Linked DNA regions of Homo sapiens: all the other regions are linked to region 2. Evidence: chromatin loops called from intact Hi-C (ENCODE). Cell type or tissue: GM12878. All regions are shown on one strand.

What was found. A loop is a pair of places that touch in the nucleus more often than their neighbours do. Peaks named below come from ENCODE experiments on the same cell type or tissue, not always from the same donor. Only the 100,000 strongest peaks of a DNase experiment are listed, where the experiment ranks them.
Region 1: it touches region 2 in a loop (4-fold over the local background); 11 of 110 quality-filtered maps call a loop at or near these places.
Region 3: a loop joins it to region 2, with 7 times the contacts of the local background. A loop is called at or near these places in 82 of 110 quality-filtered maps.

Annotation. Positions count from the first base shown.
Region 1 is chr22:39,063,724-39,071,723 of GRCh38, forward strand. LOC107985563 (a long non-coding RNA gene) reads left to right here and starts at 2,604. Exons shown (of 2, transcript XR_001755547.2): 1 at 2,604-2,635; 2 at 4,986-6,252. RefSeq lists a silencer at 3,283-3,382 and enhancers at 5,849-6,352, 6,353-6,857. In GM12878, a CTCF peak has its summit at 4,684 (motif pointing left); a DNase peak (open chromatin) is centred at 2,558; H3K4me3 peaks cover 3,190 bases; H3K27ac peaks cover 4,740 bases.
Region 2 is chr22:39,115,050-39,123,049 of GRCh38, forward strand. It overlaps the pseudogene COX5BP7. Among named protein-coding and RNA genes, the nearest start is that of APOBEC3H, 22 kb to the left of the region's middle. RefSeq lists enhancers at 2,692-2,791, 2,802-2,951. In GM12878, CTCF peaks have their summits at 3,034 (motif pointing left) and 7,154 (motif pointing left); DNase peaks (open chromatin) are centred at 202 and 2,812; H3K4me3 peaks cover 102 bases; H3K27ac peaks cover 3,439 bases.
Region 3 is chr22:39,009,357-39,017,356 of GRCh38, forward strand. It overlaps APOBEC3C (apolipoprotein B mRNA editing enzyme catalytic subunit 3C), which reads left to right and starts at 4,901. Exons shown (of 4, transcript NM_014508.3): 1 at 4,901-5,023; 2 at 6,239-6,395. The coding sequence starts at 5,007. RefSeq lists enhancers at 1,282-1,783, 4,113-4,731, 4,708-5,002, 4,732-5,349, 4,922-5,031 and a silencer at 5,142-5,191. In GM12878, a CTCF peak has its summit at 4,780 (motif pointing right); a DNase peak (open chromatin) is centred at 4,855; H3K4me3 peaks cover 2,228 bases; H3K27ac peaks cover 2,173 bases.

The sequences.
Region 1 (8,000 bases), 51 kb before region 2:
GACCCTCACAGCCCCTCCACCCAGACCTTCCTGCATGTTCCACCCAGCCCACCCTCCTGCACCCAAGAGCACCCAGCCCTCCCTCCTGCTCATGCCCCTCCCTTCTCAAATCCCTCCCAGCAGTGCAGCTCTGGGCTAGGACACAGCCTAGGGAACGTGACTGAGAAAGAGCCAAGAAAACTTGATCAGTGATCAAGTTGGTGTTTAAGTAAGATTTTCAATAAAAAGTAGAATTGGGTACTACATGGAGGCCTGAGATGTTCAGAGCTTTTTGAGAAAGCAGAACAGAAAGTAGAAGGGCAACCAGGAACCAGAGGTGCCAGAGAACCGGAAGCGCGGGCCCTCCGAGGAGACAGGGAGTGGGCACCTGGGTCTTGGGCCTGTCGACAAACAGAGTCAAACTCTGTAAAATATTTGAAGAGACGTATTCTGAGCCAAATACGAGTGACCATGGCCCGTAACACAGGGCTCAGGAGGTCCTGATAACATGTGCCCAAGGTGGTGGGGGTGCAACTTGGTTTTATATATTTTAGAGAGGCAAGAGCTATCAATCAAATACATTTGAGAAATACAGGAGCTGGGTACAGTGGCTCATGCCTGTAATCCCAGTGCTTTGGGAGGCTGAGGTGGGTGGATCATGAGGTCAGGAGTTCGAGACCAGCCTGGCCAACACAGTGAAACCCTGTCTCTACTAAAAATACAAAAAATTAGCCGGTGTGATGATGTGCACCTGTAATCCCAGCTACTCAGGAGGCTGAGGCAGGAGAATCACGTGATCCTGGGAGACGGAGGTTGCAGTGAGCCGAGATCACGCAAGGGCACTCCAGCCAGGGCGACGGTGTAAGACTCCATCTCAAAAAAAAAAGAAAGAAATACATTGGTGGCTGGACACAGCAGCTCACGCCTGTAATCATAGCACTTTGGGAGGCCGAGCCAGGTGGATCACGTGGGGTCAAGAGTTTGAGACCAGCCTGGCCAACATGGCAAAACCCTGTCTCCACTGAAAATACAAAAATTAGCTGAGTGTGGTGGTGGGCGCCTATAACCCCAGCTACTTGGGAGACTGAGGCAGGACAATTGCGTGAACCCAGGAGGCAGAGGTTGCAGTGAGCCAAGAGCATGCAACTGCATTCCAGCCTTGGAGACAGAGCAAGACTCTGTATCAAAAGAAAAGAAAAGAAATACATTGGTTTGGTTCAGAAAGGTCGGATGACTCAAAGTAAGGGGAGGGGGTTTGGGGGGCTTCCAGGGTACAGGTAAATTTAAATATTTTGTGGGCCAGGCACAGTGGCTCACACCTGTAGTTGCAGCACTTTCGGAGGCTGAGGCAGGCGGATCACGAGGTCAGGAGATAGAGACCATCCTGACTAACACGGTGAAACCCCATCTCTACTAAAAACACAAAAAATTAGCTGGGCGTGGTGGCGGTCGCCTGTAAGCCCAGCTGCTCGGGAGGCTGAGGCAGGAGAATGGCGTGAACCCAGAAGGCAGAGCTTGCAGCGAGCCGAGATCGCACCACTGCAGTCCAGACTGGGTGACAGAGCAAGACTCCATCTCAAAAACAAACAAACAAAAAACATTTTCTGGTTGACGATTGGTTGAGTTTGTCTAGAGACCTGGCATCCATAGAAAGGAAACGTTCAGGTTAATATAAAAGATTGTGGAGACCAAGGTTCTTTCGAAGTCTCATAGTGGCTGCCCTTAGAGACAATAGATGACAAATGTTTCCCATTCAGGTCTTTAAAAGGTGCAATTAGTTAATATGTTTAGGACTGGGAAGGTCTGGAAGAAAAAGATCCAGCTATATTAATAGAGATTCTTTACAGATGCAAATTTTCCCCCACAAAGGACAACTTTGCAGGGCCATTTCAAGATATGTCAAAGAAACATGATTTGGGGTAAAATGTTTTGTCTTCTTTGTCACGTAATTTTGTGCCTGAGTCAGACTGGAAAATATCTCACAATATATAGGGTTAAATAAAACCCATCTGGGCCGGGTGCAGTGGCTCATGTCTGTAATCCCAGCACTTTGGGAGGCCTAGGTGCGTGGATCACCTGAGGTCAGGAGTTCGAGACCGGCCTGGCCAACATGGTGAAACCCCATCTCTACTAAAAATACAAAAATTAGCTGGGCGTGGTGGCGGGTGCCTGTAATCTCAGCTACTTGGGAGGCTGAGGAAGGAGAATCGCTTGAACCAGTGAGGCAGAGGTTGCAGTGAGCCAAGACTGCACCATTGTACTCTAGGCTGGGCAAGAAGAGTGAAACTCAGTCTTAATTAAAATAAAATGAAATAAAATAAAATAAAAATAGAAGCCATCTGATGAGGATATATGCTTGGTAGGGCATGACTCCCCAGACCTCTTAGATAGTGTCACACACGTCCGTGTGAAGAGAGTCCACAGTAGGCTTTGTATGAGCAACAAAGTTATTTATTTCACTTGGGTGCAAGTGGGCTGAGTCCGGAAAGAGAGTCAGCAAAGGGAGATAGGGGTGGGGCAGTTTTATAGGATGTTGGTGGGCAGTGGAAAATTACAGTCAAAGGGGGTTTTTCTCTTGTGGGCAGGGGCAGGGCTTACAAGGTGCTTGGTGGGGGAACTTCTGAGACTCATTGTCCAGGAGAAATAACTTCACAAGGTAATGTCATCAGTTAAGGCAGGAACCGGCAATTTTTACTTCTTTTGTGGTTTTTCAGTTGCCTCAGGCCATCTGGATGTATTTGTGCAGGCTTGGGCTCAGAGGCCTGACATTCCTGTCTTCTTATATTAATAAGAAAAATAAAACAAAATAGCGGTGAAGTGTTGGGGCAGTGAAAGTTTTTGGGGGTGGTATGGAGAGATAATGGGTGATGTTTCTCAGGGCTGGTTTGAGTGGGATTAGGGGCATCATGGGAGAGATTAAACTGAAGAAAGATTTTGGGGTAAAGGGTGATAAACCAAGTGTGATCAGGGTGAGGAACAGGAAAGAAGGAAATATGAGGAAATGGAGTGAATGCCAGGTGGATCAGAGAGATACAGTCATGGGGGTCAGATGTGGTATCAGGAATAATGTGGGAGGCCGGATTTAAGTCTGGGCCAGGAACAATGATAATTGTGGGAGACTCAACAAAGAGTGAGAACAACTGAAGGAGCTGGAGGTCAGAAAGTATATGTGTCAAGTGTGAAGAGAAAAATAGATTTTGAAATTTATGGGAACTGTAGAGAGTAAGTGGAGCATGAGCATAGCTTTTGATTTTGAAGGCCTCTAAAAGTATAAAGCAGCGGCAGCCACTGCACAGAGACATGTGGGCTAGCCCAGAACAGTAAGGTCGAGTTGTTTGGACAGAAAGGCTACAGGGTGCTGTCCCGGCTCTTGTGTAAATTCCGACCGCACAGTCTTGTACTTCGGCTGTGTGTAATGGAAAGGGTTGGGTTGAGTTAAGAAGCGCTAGTGTGGGAGCAGCTTCTAGGGCTGTTTTTAAGGCATGGAAAGAGGAGTGGGGAAGAATTTAGGATCTATGGGGTCACCTAGGTTTCCTTTTGTGAGTTTATGTAATGGTTTAGCCAGGATGGCAAAACCAGGTATCCAAAGGCAAAAGTACTTAACCATGCGTAGGAAGGAAAGGAGTTGTTGCTTTGTAGAAGGGGCTAGGGTTTGGGAGATTTGCCAGACACAATCAGCAGGGAGATCACGCGTGTTTTCATGAAGAATTACAGTGAGGTAGGTAACGGATGGAGACAAAATTTGAGCTTTGGAGGGGGATACCCGATATCCTTTGGAGAATAAATGTTAAAGGAGCAGGAGGGTGTCTTGTTGAGAAGATTCAAAGGAGGGGCTATAAAGTAGAAGATCATCAAAATATTGAATAATGTGAGAAGTAGATGGACGGAAAGAAAGTAAATCATGAGAAAGAACCTGGCTGAAGTAATGAGGGCTGTCCCTGAAGTCTTGTGGCAGGACAGCCCAGGTAAGCTGCTGGGACTGATGGTGTCAAGGTCAGTCCAGGTAAAAGCAAAGAGAGGCTGGTATGAGGGGTGCAGGGGAACAGTGAAAAAAGCATCTTTAAGATCAAGAACGGAATAGTGAGTTGTGGAGGAAGGTATTGAGGACAAAGAGTGTACGGGTTGGGCACCACCGGGTGGATAGGCAAAACAATTTGGTTGATAAGGCACAGATCCTGAACTAACCTGTAATACTTGTCCAGTTTTTGGACAGGTAGGACAGGAGAGTTGTAAGGAGAGTTTGTAGGCTTTAAAAAGCCATATTGTAACAGGCTGGTGATAAGAGGCTTTAACCTTTTTAAAGCCTGCTGTGGGTTGGGATATTGGCATTGAGCAGGATAAGAGTGATAGGGGTGGGACAGTTTTATAGGATTTGGGTGAGTAGTGGAAAATTACAGTCAAAGGGGATTTTTCTCTTGCGGGCAGGGGTGGGGGTTACAAGGTGCTTGGTGGGGGAGCTTCTGAGACTCATTGTCCAGGAGAACGGATTTCACAAAGTAATGTCATCAGTTCAGGCAGGAACCGGCCATTTTCACTTCTTTTGTGGTTCTTCAGTGCCTCAGGCCATCTGGATGTATACTCGCAGGCTGGGCTCAGAGGACTGACAGGTAGGAATTTGGGAAAGATAAAAAAAAAAAATCAGAGCTTAGTCCTCACGCCTATAACTAAAAATAGAATCCTTAGCCCCCACTTACCAACTTTGGCCCCTAGTGGCCAAAGGTATCTCAGAAAAACCTTAAAACTGAGTTCCTGGCCATGATGGGAGGGGAGGTCAGGCACGCCTCATTATCACCCCTCCCTTTTGCAGTTTAGACACAACTGACCAGCAGTAATGTTAAAACAGAATCATAAGACCGGCAGAACCAGAACAGACTCTTCATGGCAATCAGATACCAAATCACAACCAGGACCTCAGGCCGTGCCAGGCAAGGGTGAGGTCACACACCCTACACTTCAACAGTCAACTCTGTTCTGCCTGCCACAAGGTTTTTCTTTTGCTTGTTTAGCAGCTAAACAAGAACTGCCTCGAGATAAAGAAGATGAAAACAATCGCAGCTCATCCAGCGCGCTGACACGGAGCAACAGAGCCCCTGCTCCACAGCCCTAACTCCAGCTTTCCCTGGGCAAGAGACTGATTTCAGTAACTTCCTCCAGATCAGAAGACCACTGACAACAGACTGGTTCTGCATGGTTTACAGACCTGGCAAATTTCGGTGCCTTCATGTCCTGAAAAGACCCTTTGACATACAGGCTTAATTGTAGTACATTTAAATATTGTCCTTTAGGAGGCCGAGGTGGGTGGATCACGAGGTCAGGAGATCGAGACCATCCTGGCCAACATGGTGAAACCCCGTCTCTACTAAAAAGGCAAACATTAGCAGGGCGTGGTGGCGCACACCTGTAATCGCAGCTACTCAGGAGGCTGAGGCAGGAGAATCACTTGAACCCAGAATACAGACGTTGCAGTGAGCCGAGATCTCTCCACTGCACTCCAGCCTGGTGACAGAGTGAGACCCCATCTCAAAAAAAAAAAAAATTCCTCATGAGAGAGTTAAAGTTCGTCTTATTCTCACACTGAGATTTTGGAATGAGCTGTGTATTTTACACGTGCCAAAGTCTCTAATCAGAGCCCTATTTCAGGTGCTCAGTAGCTTCTGTGGTCAACCTTCAACTCCACGGGACAATGCTGTTCCAATGGCCTCCCCAGCAGAAGACAGGCAGGGAACAAGGCTGACCCCAGAGGGCCAGGCCACAGCAGGGGCTGAGGATGCCTGGTGAATGGATGCCTGGGAGAAAGGATGCCAGAATTCGTGCTCGAGGACATGATGAAACAGGGAAAGACTCAATAGAATAAAGAAGGAAGGGGACGGGTGCGGTGGCTCACGCCTGTAATTCCAGCACTTTGGGAGGCTGAGGCGGGCGGATCACGAGGTCGGGAGTTCGAGACCAGCCTGGCCAATACGGTGAAACCCTGTCGCTACTAAAAATACAACATTTAGATGGGCATGGTGTCACGAGCCTGTAGTCCCACCTACTTGGGAAGCTGAGGTAGGAAAATCCCTTGAACCTGGGAGACAGAGGTTGCAGTGAGACGAGATTGTGCCATTGCACTCGAGCCTGGCTACAGAGTGAGACTCTGTCTCAGAAAAAAATAAAAATTAAAAATAAAGAAGGAAGGAGAAGGATGGAAGCGAATCTCAATGAACAAAATGCACTGGGACCTACTATGTACCCAGAAAAATGAAAAGTAAATAAATAAAATAAGGACTTGCATGGTGGTTTATGCTCATAGTCCTAGAACTCTGGAACTCTGGAAGGCTGAGGCAGGAGGATCGCTTGAGCCCAAGAGTTTGAGATCAGCCTAGGCAACATGCGAAACCCATCTATACAAAAAGATATGAAAACATACAAAAAAAATTAGCCAGGTGTGGTGGCACGCGCCTGCAGTCCCAGCTAATCAGGAGGCTGAGGTAGGAAGATCCCTTGAGCCTGGGAGGTCAAGGCTGCAGTGAGCCCAGATCGCACCACTGCACCCCAGCCTGGGCAACAGAGAGAGACCCTGTCTCAAAAATAAATAAATAAGGAAATGCCCTGGGGCTCCAGGCCCACTCTCTGCTCCCATCGCCCCACTCCCGCACTCCTCCTGCTCCTAGTCTGAGCTCCCCCTGCCTTCCTCCTCCTCCTTCCCAGGTCAATCCTGAGACCCATAGTCATGCAGAAAGGTGCTTCCTCTCTTGGTTCTGCGACAACACACTGTCTCCTAACAAAAACTACCAGGTCACCTGGTACACATCTTGGAGCCCTTGCCCAGAGTGTGCAGGGGAGGTGGCAAGTTCCTGGCCAGGCACAGCAACGTGAAGCTCACCATCTTTGCCGCCCGCCTCTACTACTTCCAGTGTCCATATTACCAGCAGGGGCTCCACAGGCTGAGTCAGGAAGGGGCCTCCATGGAGTTCGTGGGCTACAAAGGTGAGACGTGGGGGGCTGAGGTGACTGGGTGCAGGAGGGACAGCATGGGGGGCAGATGGGTCTCCTGATATGGTGAACACCACCCGGACTGCGTGTATGTCCCAAATTACAATTCTTTCTTTGCGAATGACATGTGAAATTTAGAGGCTCTTCTCCACACTTTAAATTTGACTCAATATTTTCAAGGCAGATGTAAGTTATTAGAGAATGAGACTCTCTATAAAAATGACCCCTTCATGCTGTGGCCTCCACAGAAGATGCCCCGAGTCACGTGCCCACATGGCAGGCATTTATTTTCTCACAGATCTGGAGGCTGCAAGTACACGTTCGCGGGGTGGGTTGGGTTGTTTGCTCTGAGGCCGCTCCTCCTGGCTGGCAGAGAGTCTCTTCTGGCTGTGTCCTCTGTGGCCTTTCCTCTTTGCACCTGCACCTCTGGGATCTCTCTGCCTCCAAATATCAACTTTTTTTTTTTTTTGAGACAGAGTTTTGCTCTTGCTGTCCAGGCTGGAGTGCAGTGGCACAATCTCAGCTCACTGCTACCTCTGCCTTCCGAGTTCAAGCGATTCTCCTGCCTCAGCCTCCCCAGTAGTTGGGACTACAGGCATGCGCCACCACGCCCGGCTAATTTTGTAGTTTTAGTAGAGATGGGGTTTCTCCATGTTGCTCAGGCTGGTCTTGAACTTGTGAGCTCAGGTGATCCACCCTCCTCGGCCTCCCAAAGTGCTGGGATTACAGGTATGAGCCATTGTATCCAGGCTTTTTTTTTTTTTTTTTTTTTGAGAGGAGGTTTCACTCTGTTGCCCAGGCTGAAGTGCAGCGGTAGAATCACTGCTCACTGCAACCTCTGCCTCCTAGGTTCAAGCAATTCTCCTGCCTCATCCTCCTGAGTAGCTGGGATTACAGGTGCCCAGAACCACTCTACTAATTTTTGTGTTTTTTAGTAGAGATGGGGTTTCACCGTGTTGGCCAGGCTGGTCTCGAATTCCTGACTGCCCACCTCGGCCTCCCAAAGTGCTGGGATTAAAGGCATGAGCCAGGGCACTTGGCCACCC
Region 2 (8,000 bases):
TTGAGGTTACAGAAAGATTTGGGGCTTGGATCCTGGCAAAACAGGCTATGGGAAAGGGAGAAGAGGAGGCCTGGCTGGCAAAGGTGGTCTTGTTATGTAGATGAAACCTCACAGATAGCAGTCCTCGGAGGAAAAAGATGGTAAATGTTTCTTTCAGAGTTTTAGGGTGTCAGAATCTCAGTTCCTCTTTCCTAGATCTGGACAAGGGAGGGCCTGGGAGAAAACCAGGCTGCAGCAATGCAGATTTTCTACAGATGCAAATCTCCCCCACAAAAGACCGCTTTTGCCGGGCGCGGTGGCTCAAGCCTATCTGTAATCCCAGCACTTTGAGAGGCCGAGGTGGGCGGATCACCTGGGGTTAGGAGTTCAAGACCAGCCTGGTCAACACGGGGAAACTCCATCTCTACCAAAAATAGAAAAAAAAAAAATTAGCTGGGTGTGGTGGTGTGTGCCTGTAATCCCAGCTACTCATGAGGCTGAGGCAGGAGAATCGCTCGAATCCAGAAGGCGGAGGTTGCAGTGAGCAGATATCATGCCACTGCATTCCAGCCTGGAGGACAGAATGAAACTCAGTCTCAAAATAATAATAATAATAGAAGACCGCTTTGCAGGGCTGCTTCTGTTTGCAGGAGCAGCCATCTCAAAATATATCAGAGAAGGATATTTTGATTACCTTTACTAGCCTTTCAGGTCTCAGAAGCAGATAGATGATGATGGATAGATGGATGGATAGATGAATGGATGGATGGATAGATAGATAGGTAGATATGAGGACTAAGCTCTGCTTTTTTTTTTTTTTTAATCTTGCCCAAATTCCTATCTAAGGGGTCTGGGGAGTCATGCCCTATAAACCATAAATTCTCATCAGATGAGTTTTATTTAACCCTCTGTTTCATGACTTACTTTCCAATATGATCGCTGAAGGGGTTCACCTTGCCCACTGCCTAGACAGAGCTGATTTATATCAAGACACAGCAATTGCAATAGAGAAAGAGTAATTCACGCAGAGCAGGCTGTGCAGGAGACTGGAATTTTATTATTACTCAAATCAGTCTCACGGAAAACTTGGGGATCAGAGGTGGTTTTTTGTTTTTTGGTTTTTGGTTTTTTCTAGAAGGAGACTTGCTGTCATCCAGACTGGAGTGTTACCGGTGGTGACAGTCTAGCACCTTTTAAAGGTCTGATAGGAAACATTTGTCATCTCTTGTCTCTAAGGGCAGCCACTATGAGACTTCAAAAGAGACTTGGTCTTCACAGTCTTTTATTTTATTTTATTTTATTTATTTTTGAGACACAGTCTAGTTTTGTCACCCAGGCTAGAGTGCAGTGGACCTCTGCTCACTGCAACCTCCCGCCTCCTGGGTTTGAGAGATTCTCCTGCCTCAGCCTCCCGAGTGGCTGGGATTACAGGCGTGCCACCATGCCTGGCTGATTTTTATATTTTTAGTAGAGATGGGGTTTCGCTGTATTGGTCAGGCTGGTCTCAAACTCCTGACCTCAGGTGATCCATCCGCCTCGGCCTCCCAAAGTGCTAGGATTACAGGTGTGAGCCACTGTGCCCAGCCACAATCTTTTATCTTAACCTCAACATTTTCTTTCTGTTGATCCCAGGTCTTTAGACAAACTAAACCGACTGTCAAGCAGAAAATGTTTAAATTTACCTATAGCCTGGAAGCCCCCTGACTTCGAATTGTCCTGCCTTTCTGGACCAAACCAATATATGTCTCGAATGTATTTGATTGATGTCTCATGCCTTCTTAAATATATATAAAACCAAGTTGCACCCCAGCCACCTTGGGCACATGTTCTCAGGACCTCCTGAAGGCTGTGTCATGGGCCATGCTTACTCATATTTGGCTCAGAATAAATCTATTCAAATATTTTATAGAGTTTGACTCTTTTCGTTGACAGATAGACAGACAGATACTGGCATAGGAATAGACAGGCAAATCTAAGACTTTTAATCTCTCTCTTTTTTTTTTTTTTTTTTTGAGATAGCATCTCACTCTGTCACCCAGGCTAGAGTGCAGTGGCGCGATCTCGGCTCACTGCAACCTCCGCCTCCCGGATTCAAGTGATTCTCCTGCCTCAGCCTCCCGAGTAGCTGGGATTACATGCGCTCGCCACCATGCCCAGCTAATTTTTGTATTTTTAGTAGAAACGGGGTTTCACCATGTTGGCCAGGCTGGTCTAGAACTCCTGACTTGAGGTGATCTACCTGCCTCAGCCTCCCACAGTGCTGGGATTACAGACGTGAGCCATCATGCCCGGCCTTGATCTCTTAATTAAAACATCAATTTGCTGGAATAACAGGATGTATTTTTCTTTTATCATGCAGGACGGAGATGAGTAAAATCTCAGTAATCCTCTTCAGGGTTGACACAGCCCCCTTTTTTAAGTATTTAAGTGCTTAAGGAATATACAAAGATGTTGATTACAACATTATTACCAGGAAATATGGCTATCAATTAGAACCGAAGGCTTCTTCTCAAAGGTTAAGACTATTTTCATATTGAGGTAGTTCAGCAGGGCTGGTTTCACAAGTTACAGATCACAAGGACCCCCTGATAAAACAGGATGCGGTAAAGAGGCCCGGACCAAACCTGCCAAAACCTCTGATCATCCTCACCGCTCATTATATGCTAATTAAAATTAATTCTTGTGCTAAAAGACGCTACCGCTACCACCAGTGACTTGACAGTTTTACAAATGCCATGGCAACATCTATACATTACCCTGTATGGTCCGAAACGGGAAAGAGTCCTCAGTTCGGGGAATCCCCCACCCGCTGCCCAGAAAATTCATGAGTAATTGAATGAATAACTGTTGATAACCTTCAAGTCATGTTCAACAGTAAGCAGGCTTCCAAAGCAATCCACCTTGGGAGCTGTAACCCAGCCTATGCTATAACAACCATAAGATGTTGGTTACTTATTTTCTTCTCTGTTCTTTTCTTCCTCCACATGTGGTCATTGAAGTAGAGGGTGTTCACCAATTCACTAGTAATTGATTAACGTCACATTCTGCCCCCTGGAGGCTGCCTGCAAGATTCATGAACTTGTTTTGCTTCTGAAGAATGAAGATCCTGAGGTCATGCGACCTCCTTGGCGATGTCCAGAAGTTTGATTGACGAAGGGACGCAAACAGCTTTGATCATGGGGGAATCTCACCTCCCGCCCTACCCACCTTACAAAGGAAGGTCAGATTCGAGAGTTTGGGTCTCCCATCCTCAGGCCGTGGCCAAATTGAATAAACCTTTCTCTGCTCCTAAGCGCCCACATGTCAGTGCTTGGCTTACAGCGTGTCAGGTACTCAAACCTACCCTTTGGGGTTCTGCAACAGTCTTTTGACTCGATGGTAACATTGCGTCTCCAACTAAAGAATCTTATCATAAATTTCTCAAATGATTGATGTACTGATCAGTGTGTAACCTGCAGACACTAAATAGGACACTGATTTCTTTTAAGGTGAGCTGAAGTCTGAAGTTCGACTGATTGTCTTGTGTGTAGGCATTCTTATCCTGTATGATGTCATCTGTACCCCATGATGGTGATGGTAACCTCTGTGTTGTACCCTCTAAGGAAAGGAGTCCCCCTCCATTGTTTTTTGTTGTTGTTGTTGTTGTTTTTGAGATATATTTTTGCTCATGACACCCAGGCTGTGGTACTGTGGCACAATCTCGGCTCACCGCAACCTCCACCTCCTGGGTTCAAGCGATTTTCCTGCCTCAGCCTCCCAAGTAGCTGGGATTACAGGCATGCACCACCATGCCTGGCTAATTTTTTTTTTTTTTTTTTTGTATTTTTAGTAGCGACAGGGTTTCACCATGTTGGTCAAGTTGGTCTCAAACTCCTGACCTCAGGTGATCCACCCACCTCGGCCTCCCAAATTGTTGGGATTACAGGCATGAGCCACTGCGCCCAGCTCCCCCTTCCTTCTTTTAAACTTTCCTAAAAAAAACCTTGTGACAGACTCTGAAATACCCCCAACCTTGTTGGTGTGTCTTCCTGGGTCGATCATCACATTTGGCTTCCAATAAACCTTTATCAAATTATTTCTGCCTCAATAGCCTTAATTTCGGTGGACACTCTGGACTGCTTAATAAATGGTGCTGGCACAACTGGCTATCCATCTGGAAGAAAATTGAGTCCTTTTTCATACCATATGCAAAAATAAATTCCAGATGGCTCAGAGCTTCAATGTAAAAAATTAAAATCTTAGAAAAAAATCCAGAAGACATGTACAAAACAGAAATTAGGAAAATCCTTATAATTAAAAGAGAGAATCCAGAGACCTTCAACAAAAATATAGATCTATTTGATTACATAAAATCTAAAATGTCTGTATGGGAAAAGATACAAATAGACAACTAGGCCAGGCATGGTGGCTCACACCTGTAATCCTAACACTTTAGGAAGCCAAGGCAGGCGGATCGCTTGAGGTCAGGAGTTTCAGACCAGCCTGGTCAACATGGTGATACCCCATCTCTACTAAAAATACAAAAATTAGCCAGGTGTGGTGGCGTGTGCCTGTAATCCCAGCTACTCGGGAAGCTGAAGCAGGAGAATCACTTGAACCCGGGAGGCAGAGGTTGCAATGAGCCAAGACTATCCCACTACACTCCAGCTTGGGCAACTCTGTCTCAAAAAAAAAAAAAAAAAATCTGCATGTGACTTTTTTTTTTTTTAAATAGTTAGGGTCTCACTATGTTGGCCAGGCTGGTCTAGAACTCCTGGGCTCAAATAATCCTCCTGCCTCGCCCTCCCAAAGATGTGGGATTACAGGCATAAGCCACCATGCCTGGCCTTTTTTCTTTTCTTTCTTTCTTTCTTTCTTTCTTTTTTTTTTTTTTTGAGAAGGAATTTCACTCTTGTTGCCCAGGTTGAAGTGCAATGGTGCGATCTCTGCTCACCACAACCTCTGCCTCCTGGGTTCAAGCGATTCTCCTGCCTCAGCCTCCTGAGTATCTGGGATTACAGGCATGCGCCACCAAGCCCGGCTAATTTTGTATTTTTAGCAGAGACGGGGTTTCTCCATGTTGGTCAGGCTGGTCTCAAACTCCTGACCTCAGGTGATCCACTCACCTCGCCTTCCCAAAGTGCTGGGATTACAGGCATGAGCCACCGCGCCCGGCCCTTTCTTCTTTTTTTTTTAATGGGAGAAGGAGCCAATGCAATGGCTACTCTTTATTGGAAAGAAGAAACTTTGCAGCACATTTTGGGTAACTTGGTGCAGGTGCTCAGTACGTCAGCTGGCGGGGCACCAGCTTGTAATGGGTTCCATAGCTGGGGCATCACTGGGTCTCGCCTTTGTGCAGCCCAAAGCAGGTGATGGTACTGTTGTCCTCTACGCAGATGCAGCCCACTCTTCTCTTGTTGGTGATGGAGAGGACTAAATTAGGGTCTTCTTTGGTGCCTGAAGCTGCCTTTAGGGGTAGTATATTATATGGGTCCGGTCCCTTCCTTGCAGCCATGATGACCTCCCTCTCCAACGCAGTTGCCTGCTTGTCATCAGTAGTGCGATGCTGTTTGCAGGGTAAATAAATTGGAAATAAAGTGAATTCCCACTGGTGGATGAATGTGTAATTTATGGTACATTCACACCATTGACTAGTATGCAGCCAAAATTTCTACAAGAAATTATTGAGAAAAGGGACAGAATGATGTGTATAATCATGTGTGATGGTTAATACTAAGAGTCAACTTGATGGGATTGAAGGATGTAAAGTACTGATCCTGGGTGTGTCTGTAAGGGTGCTGCCAAAGGAGATTAACATTTGAGTCAGTGGGCTGGGAAAGGCAGACCCACCTTTAATCTGGGTGGGCACCATTTAATCAGCTGCCAGTGAGGCCAGAATATAAAGCAGGCAGAATAACGTGAAAAGTCCAGACTGGCTTAGCCTCTTAGCCTACATCTTTCTCTCATGCTGGATGCTTCCTGCCCTCGAACATCAGACTCCAAGTTCTTCAGCTTTGGGACTTGGACTGGCTTTCTTACTCTTTAGCTTGCAGATGGACTATTGTGGGACCTTGTGATTGTGTGAGTTAATACTCCTTAATAAACTCCCCTTTAGATAGATAGATAGATAGATAGATAGATAGATAGATCTTATTAGATAGATAGATAGATCGACAGATAGATAGATAGATCCTATTAGTTCTGGCCCTCTAGAGAATCCTAATACATCACGTGATGTTGTTTTTATAAAACAATGAAAAAACCTACATATGCTCATGCACAAGTACCTATGTTCCTTTGAAATTCTATGATCATGGAGAATATTTCTTGTATTCCAAGATCATTTACATGAGTTATCTGAAGAGCCGTGTGAAGTGGGAGAGAAGAAACAAGGGATGTGGGGAGCAGGGAGCAGTAAACCAAAAAGAAGGCCGGGCAAGGTGGCTCACATGTATAATCCCAGCACTTTGGGAGGCTGAGGCGGGTGGAGGTCAGGAGTTTGAGACCAGTCTGGCCAAGATGGTGAAACCCTATCTCTACTAAAAATACAAAAATTAGCCGGGTGTGGTGGTGCACGCCTGTAATCCCAGCTACTCAGGAGGCTGAGGCAGGAGAATTGCTTGAACCCGGGTGGTGGAGGTTGCAGTGAGCCAAGATGGCACCACTGCACTCCAGCCTGGGTGACAGAGTGAGACTCCGTCTCAAAAAAAAGAAAAGAAAGAAAGAAAGGAAGAAAGAAAAAAGCCAAAATGAAATAAACTGCATTCAAAAAAAGAAATTATACACAATATATTTTCATTTGTTCATTTAAGTGAGAGAGAGAAAGAGATTGTGTGTGTGTGTGTGTGCGTGTGTGTAATATAGAGAAATTCTTAGTGGTCAGTAAAACAACAACATATTTAGGTAGGATGATGTAAAAAGTCAAGTCAGAGGTATTTATATACTTAGAAATGCTTTTCTGCTCTGCCACCAAAAATAATAATAACTAAGAAGAAGAATCAATTTTAGGCTGGGCACAGTGGCTCACGCCTGTAATCCCAGCACTTTGGGAGGTAGAGGTTGGAGGATCGCTTGAGGCCAGGAGTTTGAGACCAGCCTGAGCAACATGGAGAGACCGCAGCTCTATTTTGTAAAAGTTAAAAATAAATAAATAAATATAAAGAATAAATTTCAGGGGCCCTCTAGTGGCTGCACATCATTTTCCTCCACTCTGACAGGTACCCCAGTAGCACCTCTATGACAAAAAGAAACTTAGTCCCGGATGCCACAAATAAACATTGTTATCATGATTTAAAGAGACACGGCCTGACGATGAAAGGTCTCCGTTTAAATCTCCTTGGTTTGTGCAACTCTGTAAAGAATCAATCATTAGATTGCTCAGATCCCGCCATCTCGATCAATCTGAAATACTGTATTTGTGTGTGTCTGGCCTGCTAGTTAAGATGTCTGGAGTGTTCAAAAGAATCAGTCTAGATTTATAATACTAGATTTATAATTAATCAAATTAATAATGTTTAAATGCTTAAGGAAAATTGATTTTCAGAGTTATATTACTTGAATAAATTGAGCAATAAAGTACCAATGTTAATGAGTATTCCTCTCCATACACAAAAATATCTTGAATAAAGCAACTATTAAAAAATCTGTTTTATTACTTAAAATTTTTTTTTTTTTTTTGAGACGGAGTCTCACTCTGTCGCCCAGGCTGGAGTGCAGTGGCGCCATCTCGGCTCACTGCAAGCTCGGCCTCCCGGGTTCACACCATTCTCCTGCCTCAGCCTCCTGAGTAGCTGGGACTATAGGCACCCGCCACCACGCCTGGCTAATTTTTTGTATTTTTAGTAGAGACAGGGTTTCACCGTGTTAGCCAGGATTGGTCTTGATCTCCTGACCTCGTGATCCGCCCACCTCGGCCTCCCAAAGTGCTGGGCTAACAGGCGTGAGCCACAGCGCCCGGCCATTTTTACTTAAAATTAAGATCACCTGCAAGTAACTGAAGCCTCAAAGCCAGAGGCCAAAACCAGACAGAAGCAGGCCTTCTG
Region 3 (8,000 bases), 110 kb before region 2:
TACAATCCAGCAATTGCACTATTGGGCATTTATTCCAGAGAAATGAAAACTTATGCTCACATTTAAAAAACAAAAACAAAAACAAAAACAAAAACCTGTGTTCATAGCATCTTTGTTCACGATAGCCAAAAACCACAACCAGTCTAAACGTCCAGTGGGCGAATGGTTCAACCTGCTTTGGTACATCCATGCAATGAGTCGTGCCCTGCAATGAAAACGAACAACCTATGGAAACCAGCAACAATTCAGATGAACCTCAAGGGTATTATGCTGAGTGAAAAACGTCAGTGACGAATGATTCCGTATATACATTCCACATATAATCATATACTGATGATTCTATATATATCAAAAGAAATCATATTAAAAGATCCCATATATATATTCTAGATATATATTTCATATAATCATATACTAAAGATCCCATATATATAAAACCTTCTTTTTAATATTTATTTTTATTATTTTATTTTGTTATTTTGAGATGATGTTTCATTCTTGTTGCCCAGGCTTGAGTGCAATGGCGCGATCTTGGCTCACCACAACCTCTGTCTCCCGGGTTCAAGTGATTCTCCTGCCTCGGCCTCCCGAGTAGCTGGGATTACATGGTGGCATGCACCACCACACCTGGCTAATTTTGTATTCTTTTTTAGTAGAGACGGGGTTTCTCCATGTTGGTCAGGATGGTCTCTAACTCCTGACCTTAGGAGATCCCCTTGCCTCAGCCTCCCAAAGTGCTGGGATTACAGGCGTGAGCCACCACACATGGCTTATTTTTTAAATTTTTTCAGATGGAGTCTCACTCTGTGGCCCAGGCTGGAGTACAGTGGTGAGATCTCCGCTCACTGCAACGTCCACTTCCCAGGTTCCAGCTATTCTCCTGCTTCAGCCTTCCAGGTAGGTGGGACTACAGGTGCATGCCACCATGCCTGGCTAATTTTGTAATTTTTTTTTTTTTTAGTCATGACGGGGTTTCACCATGTTGGTCAGGCTGGTCTTGATCTCCTGACCTCAGGTGATCTGCCCGCCTCAGCCTCCCAAAGTGCTGGTATTATAGGTATGAGCCACGGCAATCAGCCATATATATACCTTTTGCAAATAAAATTACACAGGTGGAAAACGTTTTTCTTTTTCTTTTTTTTTTGAGACAGGGTCTCACTCTGTCGCCCAGGCTGGTGTGCGGTGATGCAATCATGGCTCAAGTGATCCTCCCCCATCAACCTCCCTAGTAGCTGGAATTACAGGTGCACACCACATCTGGCTAATTTTGTTTTTGTTTTTGTTTTTGTAGACACGGGGTTTCACCATGTTGCCCAGGCTGATCTCGAACTCCTGACCTCAAGTCATCCGTCCGCCTCGGCCTCCCACAGTGCTGGGATTACTGGTGTGAACCACCACACCCGGCCCGAAAAGGTTTTCAAAATAATAAAATGGGCTGGGCAAGTGGCTCATGCCTGCAATTAGAGGCCTGGAGACATTAAGTAAACCACCCAAGGTCACACAGTAAGGAAGGGGCAGAACTCAGAGTCTCCTGGCTGCAAAGCTGGTGTCCCTTCCCCACTGTGCCTTAACTGCCGCCTTACAGCTGGGTTGGAGGATGCCTCCCTGGTCTAGGGTCATTATTACATTTTCTTCTAAGAAGTGTGTTTCTGATCAACGGAACTGATTATTTTCCATCTATGGTCTTACCCTTTGCCCCCATCTCTTTCTTATGGCAACAGAAAATTTCACCTTCAAGAGGAGCGCCTCGGCCCGGCCGAAGTACCGTCTGGGAAGTGAGGAGCGCCTCGGCCCGGCCGAAGTACCGTCTGGGAAGTGAGGAGCACCTCTGGACGGCCACGGAGCAACCCTCCAGGTGTGAAGTGGCAGCCCTGTGTGTGATCTTTCTGCCCTCCCCGAGTTTTCATTTTCGATAGTAAAATTTACTTGTAAACTAAAAGATTTATATTGGGGAAGATGAAAGGAAGGAAGGAAGGAAACTTCACTTTCCAAAAACAACCACTGGGAGTCCGCTTTGTGCAGCGATAGGTAAGCTTCTGTGCAGGAACGGGCGCTGCTGCACCCCCTACCACCCACGCAGCCTCCTCCCTATCTGCCTTCAGGTGGTAGCCAGAGGAGTTCAGAGCCTCTACAGAGAGCACAACTTCTCCAGCTGGAACTGAAGGGGGCCTGCCCCTCCACACCGGCGGGTATTTCTCGAAAGGTGGAGATGAGAGACTGAGAAAAGAAATAAGACACAGAGACAAAGTATACAGGAAGAAAAGTGGGCCCAGGGGACCGGCGCTCAGCATATGGAGGACCCGCATGGGCACTGGTCTCTGAGTTCCCTCAGTATTTATTGATCACTATCTCTACCATCTCAGCGAGGGGGATGTGGCAGGACTATAGGGTAATGGTGAGGAGAGGGTCAGCAGGAAAACATGAGAGCAAAGGACTTTGTGTCATAAATAAGTTTAAGGAAAGGTGCCGTGCCTGGATGTGCACGTAGGCCAGATTTATGTTTGACTTTATACAAACATCTCAGTGCAGTAAAGAGCAGTATTGCCGCCAGCATGTCTCACCTCCAGCCATAAGGCGGTCTTCTCCTATGTCAGTAAATAGAATGTATGATCGGGTTTTACACCAAGACATTCCATTCCCAGGGATGAGCAGGAGACAGATGCCTTCCTCCTATCTCAACTGCAAAGAGGCTTTCCTCCTTCACCAATCCTCCTCAGCACAGACCCTTTACGGGTGTCGGGCTGGGGGACGGTCAGGTCTTTCCCTTCCCATGAGGCCATATCTCAGGCTGTCTCAGTGGGGGGAAACCTGGACAATACCCAGGCTTTCTTGGGCAGAGGTCCCTGCGGCCTTCCGCAGTGCACTGTGTCTCTGGGTACTCGAGACTGGAGAATGGCGATGACTTTTACCAAGCTTATTGCCTGCAAACACATTTTTACCAAGGCACATCCTGCACAGCCCTAAATCCATTAAACCTTGAGTCAATATAGCACATGTTTCTGCGAGCACAGGGTTGGGGCTAGGGTTACAGATTCACAGCATCTCAAGGCAGAAGAGTTTTTCTTAGTACAGATCACAATGGAGTTTCTTATGTCTTCCTCTTTCTACATAGACACAATAACAGTCTCATCTCTCTTTCTTTCCCCCACAAGAACAAACTCCCCTTAAAGGAATCTATTTAGGAAGATTATTTCAAGGATACAATGTACATTCATTCCTCCAAAATATGCTTAGATGAACTTAAATAATCAGAAAGTTGTGTGTGTATGTGTTTCACATTTTCTTGGTCCACACGGAACCCCTTGAGAGGTCCCTGTGGGCCGTGAGCCTGTTTGTAGACACTTGCTTCCACCGCTTGATGTCGCAGACATCGCAGTCCCTGATGTAGGGTCTGGCCCTATGGGGCTTAGTGGGTGTTCTCCCCGTGTGTGGAGATGAGAAATCGTAAAAAGTAAAGACACAAGACAAAGAGATAAAGCGAAAACAGCTGGGCCCGGGGGACCACTACCATCAAGACACGGAGATGGGTAGTGGCCCCAAATGGTTGCGTGCACTGTTATTTATTGCATACAAGACAAGGGGGGCAGGGTAAGGAGGGTGAGTCGTCCAAGTGATTGATAAGGTCGAGCAAGTCACGTGATCATAGGACAGGGGGCCCTTCCCTTATAGGTAGCCGAAGCAGAGAGGGAAGGCAGTATACGTCAGCGTTTTCTTCTATGCACCTATCAGAAAGATCAAAGACTTTAAGACTTTCACTATTTCTTCTACCGCTATCTTCTGAGAACTTCAAAGAGGGACCAGGAGTACAGGAGGAAAGTGGACAAGGAGCGTGACCATTGAAGCACAGCATCACAGGGAGGGGTTTAGGCCTCCGGATGGCTGCAGGCAGGCCTGGATACTATCCAGCCTCCCACAAGAAGCTGGTGGAGCTGAGCGTTCCCTGACTCCTCCAAGAAAAGGGAGACTCCCTTTCGTGGTCCGCTAAGTAACGATGCCTTCCTAGGCACTGGCGTTACCGCCTGACCAAGGAGCCCTCCAGTAGCCCTTATGCGGGTGTGACAGAGGGCTCACCTCTTGCATTCTCGGTCACTTCTCACAACAGCCCTTCAGCACCTGACCCTATACCCACCGGTTATTTCTTGGTTATATTAGTAATACAATAAAGAGTAATATTAAAAGCTAATGATTAATAATATCTACACTAATGATTGATAATGTCCATGATCATCTCTGTATCTAATTTGTATTATAACTATTCTTATTGTAAGTATATTCTTTATTATACTGAAACAGTTTGTGCCTTCAGTCTCTTGCCTCAGCACCTAGGTAATCCTCCGCCCACATCTCTGAGGGGCTGAACTGCCCCCCACCTTCTGGAAGCTGGGAGGTTGGAAGAGGGGATGCGTGCGATGGACTCAGCACACAGCTGGGAACTCGAGGCACACCTAAGCCTTCGCTTGTGCTGTGCGGAGTCCACACTTCCTTCCCCACTGGGGTCTCAAAACCTCCCCTCACTCAACAGGGTGGTGCTGCTCAAAGCTCTGGGCACACATTAGGGCTGGGGAGGGGGTGGTGGAGAGGGGGCTCCAGCCTGCCCAACCACCAGGCAACGGGGCACCTGCCCCTCTCTCAGCTGGGTCTGGACCCGCGTCCCAGGCTCAGGCTGCAATGCCTTTCTCTTTCTCTTTCTCTTCTTTTTGCAGTTCCGTTGGGTCCTGCCCAGGACAGATAAAGACAGAGCAGCCTGTCTTTATCGGAGGTTCCTCTGCCAGTAGGAGGGGCCCGGAGAAAACCAGAAAGAGGGCCAGAGCCAGAGAAACATGAAGCACCCCGGGGCCTCCCACACCAGTGCCTGAGCAGGAATGGGGAGGGGCCATGATTCACAAGGCCCTGGGAGGTCACTTTAAAGAGGGCTGCTCAACTGCAAGGACGCTGTAAGCAGGAAGAGAAGCCACAGCGCTTCAGAAAAGAGTGGGACAGGGACAAGCATATCTAAGAGGCTGAACATGAATCCACAGATCAGGTACCTCTGCACGCTTTGTCCGCCAGGCCCCTCCTGCCACTTCCTGCCAGGCGGTCCTGCTGGGCCTCAGCCCTGGCCTCCCCCTGCCCCAGCCCCACCTCTGGGCTCCCTCCCCCCTGGTTCCCCCGCTGCCCCCACTCCCAGCCAAGCTCCTTGCCCTGCTGTGTGGTCCCACGACTGCTGCTTCTGAATGGGCCACCTTCCCCACTTGCCCCAGCCCAGTCCGCCTGCTGAGACTCTCCCCCGAAAATCATGCCCGGGCTGGTGCTTCCCGCCCTGGGAGGGTGCTTCCTCTGTGTGCTTCCCACTATTCCTGGGAGCTCTGGAACTGGGAGAATTGAACCAAAGGATGATTTGAGCAATCAGGCATTTTGTTCTCAGCGCTTTGGTGCAATTTCTGTAAGATTTACTTTGTTTCAATACAAAGTCTTAGGAGAGGGTGTGGGGGAGGGAATGGTCTCTGTACCAGAAAATAAGTCACTTCTTCCAAAGATGCCTCCACTGTGAGCAGAGTAGGATGCACACGACCCCAGACACAGGCTCCTCCTCTGTGAGCACCGTTCACCTTTCAGAATGACACCTGCAACATGGAGTGTAGGAAAAAATATGATGATCAGGAGAAATGCTCTTATTTTAGGCCAGGCACGGTGGCTTATGCCTGTAATCCTAGCACTTTGGGAGGCTGAGGCGGGCGGGTCACTTGTGGTCAGGAGTTTGAGACCAGCCTGACTAACATGGTGAAACCTCGTCTCTACTGAAAATACAGAAAATTAGCCAGGGGTGCTGGCGGGCGTCTGTAATCCCAGCTACTTGGGAGGCTGAGGCAGGAGAATCCCTTGAACCCGAGGGGTGGAGGTTGCAGTGAGCTGAGATTGCAAACTCCAGCCTGGGGGACAGAGCGAGATGCCGTCTTTAAAAAAAAAAAAAAAAAAGTAGCAGAAAAACTGGGAGGTTGAGGGTGTTCCATTGGTAGCCCCAGAGCTGGGGTTCCAGCTAGGAGAGGTCACCCCGGCCCTGCTGCCCCTGCCAGCGTCCCCTCCTCTTTCTCTCTCCCCGTCTTCCTGCCTGGGAAAGCAGCAGACATTCTCAGGGCTGTGGAGGGATGGGGGAGGCCCAGAGCCCAGGGACGTCCAGGCAGCTGTGTTCAGTGGGCATCAGCCCTGAGGACTCCGGTGCGGGGGTCTCTGCATTGGGGTTTCTCTCTTGTGCCTTCAGAAACCCGATGAAGGCAATGTATCCAGGCACATTCTACTTCCAATTTAAAAACCTATGGGAAGCCAACGATCGGAACGAAACTTGGCTGTGCTTCACCGTGGAAGGTATAAAGCGCCGCTCAGTTGTCTCCTGGAAGACGGGCGTCTTCCGAAACCAGGTAGCACCAAAGTCCTAGTTACACCCTAAATAGGAGCTAAGCAGCTGGGAATGCAGAAAACGCAACAATAAGTGATGTGCCCGGCGTGGGCTCTCCTGTGTGCACTTTCCTGCCACATTTCTATTTTTTTTTTTTTTTTTTTGAGATGGAGTCTCGCTCTGTCACCCAGGCTGGAATGCAGTGGTCTGATTTCAGCTCACGGCAACCTCTGCTTTCCAGGTTCACGCGATTCTCCTGCCTCAGTCTCCCGAGTAGCTGGGATTACAGGCACCTGCCACCATGCCCAGCCAATTCTTTTGTATTTTTAGTAGAAACAGGATTTTGCCATGTTGGCCAGGCTGGTTTCGAACTCCTGACCTCAAGTGATCCACCAGCCTTGGCCTCCCAAAGTGCTAGGATTACATGCGTGAGACACCATGCCCCTGGCCTCCTCCCCACATTATTTATTTATTTATTTATTTATTTTGAGACGGAGTCTTGCTCTATCGCCCAGGCTGGAGTGCAGTGGCACAATCTCAGCTCACTGCAAGCTCCGCCTCCCGGGTTCACGCCATTCTCCTGCCTCAGCCTCCCAAGTAGCTGGGACTACAGGCGCCCACCACCATGCCCAGCTAATTTTTTCTTTTTTTCTTTTTTTTTTTTTTTTTAGTAGAGACGGGGTTTCATGGTGTTAGCCAAGATGGTCTCGATCTCCTGACCTCATGATCCGCCCGCCTTGGCCTCCCAAAGTGCTGGGATTACAGGCATGAGCCACTGTGCCCGGCCTCCCCACATTTTTTAAGTCCATGGCCCAGATCTTCCTCCCTGACTCTCCTGTGATCAGATCGTGGAGGGGGTTTGCTTCCTCCCAAAAGGCCTTGTTTAGCGCCCAGCACCCTCACTCTTGACTTTGTTTCCCAAAATCTTGTTATGGAGCTGTGCGTCCGGCAGTCCTCGGGAATCAGCAGCTGTGGGAAGCGGGGGGTGTTGTGTCCAGCGCTGTGTCTGGGCCAGTGACTGCGGGCTGGTGGGGCCGCCCCCGCCACTGCCCTGATTCCTCAGCAGAAGGCAGGCAGGGAACAAAGCTGACCCCAGAGAGCCAGGCCATAGCAGGGGCTGAGGATGCCTGGTGAATGGATGCCTGGGAGAAAAGATGGCAGAATTCACACATGAGTCTATGAGACAGGGAAAGAATCAATAAAATAAAGAAGGAAGGGGCCGGGCACGGCGCGGTGGCTCATGCCTGTAATCCCAGCACTTTGGGAGGCTGAGGCAGGCGGATCATGAGGTTGGGAGTTCGAGACCAGCCTGGCTAACATGATGAAACCCAGTCTCTACTAAAAATACAAAGATTAGCCAGGTGTGGGGGTGCATGCCTGTAGTCCCAGCTACTCAGGAGGCTGAGGCAGGAGAATTGCTTGAACCTGGGAGGCAGAGGTTGCAGTGAGCCGAGATTGTGCCACTGCACTCCAGCCTTGGCGACAGAGCAAGACTCCATCTTTGAAAAAAATAAAAATAAAAGAATAAAGAGAGAAGGAGAAGGATAGAAGAAGGGAAACTCAATGAATAAAACACCCTGGGGCCTACTATGTAGCCAGAAAAATGAAAAGTAAAGAAATAAAATAA